Regions from separate parts of the Mus musculus genome. Here region 1 is linked to region 2. A link is a contact called in ENCODE Hi-C or POLR2A ChIA-PET data. All regions are on one chromosome and are shown on one strand. Each heading gives the region's core, a stretch centred on a gene start or an enhancer-like site at or near the end of the contact. The rest is flanking DNA. Distances are from core to core; before and after follow the strand shown.

Region 1 (2,700 bases), core at 142-2,641, 44 kb before region 2:
CCACCATTCCTCATGTTGCCTGCTTTTATTCTGTTCTTCGTTCTTCCATCCTTTGGCTCTGTGTTTGGTTTGCTTTTCTGTTTTATTTTGGCTTTAGAAAACAAAATGAAGTCACCAGAATAACATTGAACTAAAACTACATCCCATCTGCCCCAAATCCCCTCATGAAGCTCTAGGACTGAACAGTTGCCATCTTCTTCGGAGGCCTGTTAACCCTAGAATCCATACAGATATGAACGTGTAGCCAAGCCACATCCCTAGCACCTCCTCTCGGGGTCTTAAAGTCCCCAGGCTGAAGTGCTGAATGGCTCTTCCCTTGAATGCCACACATTCCTGGCTGGCATCATTGAAAAGCAAGTGGCCTGCATCTATCCAGTCTCCAAGGGTTTAATAAAGAACCAAACAAACAACAACAACAACAATTCTACACTGGGTGCTCGTTTTGGCAGCACATATACTAAAAATTCCACATTGGGTGGAGGCTAGCTCAGTAGTGGCCCTGGGCAAGCCCATCTGCTTGGTGGGTGCAAGCTTAGTGCCTGCAGAAGGCGGAAGCTCACAACAGTACAAGATTTTAGAAACTAGAACATTCTACCTTTTAAAAAAAAAAAAAAAAAAAAAAAAAAAAAAAAAAAAAAGCTGTTACACTGGATTCCTTGGCAAATATCTCCAAATGTAGGCTCTGGAAATAGCCTGGGATTGTAGAGACGCCCCAACCTGTTTGCTTTCAGTTTCTGTATTTACCATTAGGCAATGCTCCAGACTCTCTGCCTGCACACAGAGCCTGCCCAGACCAGGTTTCACTTTCAGTATTCAGGTGTTGATTTCAGACAAGGCCTGAGTTTTCACAAGTCAGGTACCCAAGATCCTAACACACTATCCCTAGGCCTAAGTTAGATGAAGCTAGGAGCTTCTGGGTCCCATCAAGGAGTTGGTGGAACAGGCATGCCCCTAATATTAGCAGTCTCCCCACAGAGTTTTCCACCCTGGTGCAGTGCAGGAGTGGCAGGTGCCAGCTGAGTACAGTGTCACTGGAGCTGAGAGTATCTCTGTTTTCCTTCCCACCTAGATGCCCCCACGACTCCAGAACAGCCTCAGCCTCACCTAGACCAGTCAGTGATTGGGAATGAAATGGATGTCAACTCCAAGCCCAGCAAGAACTCATCGGCCAGGAGCTCTGAGGGGGAGACAATGCACCTGTCCCCTAGCCTCCTTCCCGCCCAGCAGCCCACCATCTCCTTGCTCTACGAGGACACTGCTGACACACTGAGTGTCGAGTCACTGACCATTGTCCCCCCGGTCGATCCCCACAGCCTCCGAGCCCTCTCTGGCATCTCCCAGCTCCCCACACTGCCTGCAGCAGATACGGAGACCCCAGCTGAGGGTGCTGTAAACCCAGAGCCTGCGGAACCCACAGAGCACTGAGTGCGCCAGAGCTCTCCCTTTGTGTGTGCGGCCCGCTGGTAGGGACCCCCCATGCATTTTGTGACAGCAAGACACACTGGGAGCACCCACAATTCTCCGTGGCCCTGAAAACTGCCCCTCATACCTCTCCCTACAAGACAACCACCAAGCACTCATTTGCTCTGACCTCTCGCTGAGCAGGCTGGGATCCTAGAAACGGCCTCCTGTGTAGAGACGATGGCATTGGCCACCTCAGAGGGGTCTGGGGCCCTGCCCCTGATCCTGACAGCCGCAGGGGGCAGGACCCACTGGCACCGTCCTTTGGGCAGCTCCTTTGTCTTCCCTCCCAGTGTGCACAGAAGTGGACAAGGTTACTCTGGGTAGAAACCTGTGGAGAAGCAAACCTAGATAAGCATCTCCTCGAGCTAGTTATTTCTGGTTTTGGCAACAAATGAAGAGATTTATTTTAAAAGAATCTATTTTGGAGGAGGGGCAAAAAGAAAAAGCCCTCAACCATAAGGCTCGGAGTCTCATTAGAAGTGTCAGCTGTTAAGGTTCTCTGTCCTTAGAACTTTTCCATGTTTTTATTCTGAAGTTGTGGCTGTCACTTCCTCTGTTTTCCTGAGTGATTCTTCTTTCTCTGTCCCCAACTCTACAAGCCTGTGGGGTGATGATGTCTCTCCCTGAAACACTGAGGTACTTCTGAACAAGATGAGAGAGACCTGAGTCCGCTCAGGTCACATGGGTGAGAAGGCCAAGCCTCTGCTCTCGCGTGACCTGGATGACGTCTGTTCCCTGCTCAGGACACCACACAGACGCTGCTCCGAGCAGGCACGCTCCCTTCTCTCTTCATCCAAGAAAGACCCATTAGCCAGTGTCCGTGACAGAAATCAAAGGATTTAAGGCACAGAAAGTCATCCTCAGATATAATCTGCTTCCCAAGATGCAAGTGGATGCCCAACTGGGGCCCAGCTGCAAAACAGGTGACCAAAAGCAGAATCCCACCCTCCCCCTCCCTCCTCCCCCTCCCTCCTCCCCCTCCCTCCTGCCCCACCCTTTGCTGCTTCCACGCAGTATGAAAACCCCATAGTTGTAGGCATGTGCCAGCAAGGAACAGATCTGTGCCATCAGCCCCTCCCTCCTCTGAACTGGCCAGCCAGGTCACTACTCCAGGCTCCGTGGCGAGGCCCTCTATGGCTTCCTACAGATCTGGCCTCACCCAGTTTCAGTACCCACCAAAGGCGAGCCACAAGGGTACCCCATACATTACCATCTGCTCATCATTAGACCCTGACA
Region 2 (2,700 bases), core at 127-2,626:
GAAAAATAATAATAATTAATAATAAGAAATAATAAGGCGCCCCCACTTAATGCTGCGGCACAGCGGCAGCCGGTCAGATCTGGAAGGGGAAGGAACTCAGGTAGTCACGGAGTACCGGGTTAAGAGGGATGCGCGCCAGGTTCTCGCGACCCACGGCGGCCACGATGCGCTGGCGACACAGCTCCTGCAGCGGCCGCACGCGGCGCTGGCGCAGCGGGGCCCCCAACATGCGGCGCGGCGCCGCCACGTAGTGCTCCAGCAGCTCGAAAAGGCAGTCGAAGGTCTCGCGGCTGCCGTCCAAGTGGAAGCGGCCGGCCTGGAAGTGCACGCGGATGCTCGTGGGGCCCGAAGCCATCTTCACGCTGAGCGCGAAGAAGCAGTTCCGTTGGCGACTGTCGCGCACCAAGAAGGTGCCCACGGGCTCGGCACGCAGCCGCTCGTGCGCCCCGTGCACGCTCAGGGGTCCCCAATAGAAGCCGCAGGCGTCCAGGAGCGCGCTGGTCCGCGTGATGCGCCGGTAATCGGAGTGGGAGCGGAAGGTGCGGAAGTGAGTGTCGCCAGGGGCTGGGGCTGGGACCGCCGGGCAGGGCCGGGGACGCACGGGGGCCGCTGGCGAGGACGAAGACGAGGACGAGGAGGGCTCTGACCGCCGTCGGGGCTCTGCTGCCGGGGAGATCGCATTGTCGGCTGCCACCTGGTTGCGTGCTACCATCCTACTCGAGGGGCCAGCTGGAGGGGTGGGCCATAGCGTCCGGGGCTGCGCTGATGGGGGAGACAGAGGCAGTGAGCCGGGCGTCCGGGTGGCACAGGCCGGCCAACAGACCCCAAGGAGCGAGAGCGGCACGCAGAATCCGCCCGGAGCTTGAGCCTCGGTGGGCTCATCTGCGAAGTAGGCCGTTCCTGTATGCGGAACCCTTCCAGACTGGCGGTGGAGCCCTGCCTCCCCGCGCGCGTGGAGAAGGGGGCGTGGAGAGGGGCCCGACTCCCGGCCGTCCCCGCTGGTGGCTAGTCGCCTCGCGGCTGCCGCCTACTGGCCACGCCGGGGACTGGAACCCGGGCGGAGGATCAGGGCTCAGGGCCGGAGAGGAGGGGCTGACGGCGCCCCGCTCGAGCGAGGGGCCTCCTGGGGGAGCCGGGGCGGGGGTGGGGGGGCGCCAGAGGCGTGGCATCCTCGACCCTGCCATACAGTCTGCGAGGTTAGTCCTGCCGGGCTCTGCTCCCATCACCTCCCATCCCCTCCCGCCTGCTCCCTCGCAGCTGCCTTGGCTCACCTGGCGGCAGGACGCGGGGAGCCGCGGCTGGGGGCTCCGGGGCGGCTGTCGCGCATGCTCCGGGGCTGGGAGCCGTGCCGCTGCCACGGCCGCAGTTCTCTCTGCTGCTGCCCGCCCCTGCATCAGGCTCTTAAACCAGGCAGGCCCCGCCCACAGGTCCAGCCCACCCCCGCTTTCGGTTTCTCTTTCCGGCAAGTCTTTCGGGTTCTCTCTAGACTCCTGAGGCTCTCCCTGGAGACGGTTCCTCTAACTTGGTTTCGCCTCGCACCTTCCCACATTGGGACCTCTGGGGTTCCGGCTCCAACCGGAATCTTGTGTTCCGTGCCTGGGGTGCTTAGGACTTGGTGCCCGCTCTTTTGCTCTACCTTCGCCCCAAATCGCAGCCCGCCGTGTGGGATGCTAGCGCGGGGCTGACACGCCTCCTCCCCTCCGGGTGTCTGCATTCTTCTGGTTAGGGCTCCGCCTCGCCTGGACCCTGTGCTCCCCAAGCAGCTCCTCCCTGCCAGGGTCCTTCCTGCCCAGGACCCGAAGGCCTTGGCAATCTCGACCCTTCTTGGAACCCGGCTAGCTAGTCCTAGAGACCTGTGGGGCCGCCGCCCTCCTCCAGAGCCGCGTGCGGGCCCCTCCCGTTGGCCATTCGGCCTGGCCTTGGCTTGGGCTTCCCAGGAAGCGGTGGCCTGACCGCAGAGGCTTCAAAGGAAGCCTAAGGCGGTGCGGGAGGGGCGCCCCCGCTCCCGGCCTAGTTCCTCGGAAACCGGGCGGGGTTGGGCTGGGTTCCCAGGGGCCTGGACTCACTCTCTGCACTCTTACTACGTGGGCAGCCGGAGAAACTGAGGCCCCGGGCGGGGCTGTGATTCCAAAAAAAGCTGTAATCCCCAAACTTTTGGTCAAGACTCCAGCAAGCATCTGCCTGTACAAGGGGCCCCGAGCACACCTTGGCTTAGGATCCAGGCAGTCAGACCTATCATTAGGACACTGTGTGGTTTCGTGATTCAGTTTGTCCTGAAAGGCCAGGAGTGGGTGCCTGGCTGACGATGTTTATGAATGAAGGCGGATGAGGTTCGCGTGCAGGCTTCCCTGTGCTCACAGTGACGCACACTGCCCTCTACAGGTTTCTCTGTTAGCTGTCAGGCGGCTCCTCTGAAGCTCTGAGGCCAAGTCCTGGTCTCCCCAGACAGAGCACAGAGCGCCATATTTCATCCTAAGCACAACCAAACTTATCTTGTGGTGCTTGAATTTGTGTGGCTGTGGTTGTGGTGCAGCCATGGTCAGTCTAACCCTTGGTGGGCGATAAAGGCTGGGTTTGTAGCACTGCCTCCCTCTAGCGCGTCTCAGCCTAGACTGGCCTTCAGGTCTTTCTGGTCTGGCAAGCATCACGGATGCTTGTTTGCAGTGCTGGGGACTAAACACAGGGCCTTGTACCAGCCTA

Evidence for each region. A loop is a pair of places that touch in the nucleus more often than their neighbours do. ChIA-PET counts read pairs that join two places held with the same protein, here RNA polymerase II (POLR2A).
Region 1: a loop to region 2 is called in a map of heart, with 7 times the contacts of the local background. The contact joins the enhancer-like site here to the promoter of Socs1 in region 2. A Hi-C loop is called at or near these places in 8 of 37 maps with a recorded cell type or tissue (CH12.LX, T-helper 17 cell, T-helper 2 cell and 2 more). POLR2A ChIA-PET finds 5 or more read pairs at or near these places in 3 of 5 experiments (Patski and embryonic stem cell).

The regions. Positions count from the first base shown.
Region 1 is chr16:10,740,545-10,743,244 of GRCm38, forward strand. Clec16a (C-type lectin domain family 16, member A) reads left to right here. Exons shown (of 23, transcript NM_001204229.1): 23 at 1,070-2,700. The coding sequence ends at 1,425. Among named protein-coding and RNA genes, the nearest start is that of Socs1, 44 kb to the right of the region's middle. Within about 2 kb of position 1,392, at least 2 of the 3 ENCODE cell types and tissues checked have a DNase peak (open chromatin) inside an H3K27ac peak, as active enhancers do; they include heart, where a contact is called at or near this core.
Region 2 is chr16:10,784,160-10,786,859 of GRCm38, forward strand. It overlaps Socs1 (suppressor of cytokine signaling 1), which reads right to left and starts at 1,377. Exons shown (of 2, transcript NM_009896.2): 1 at 1,272-1,377; 2 at 1-762. The coding sequence starts at 712. The coding sequence ends at 74.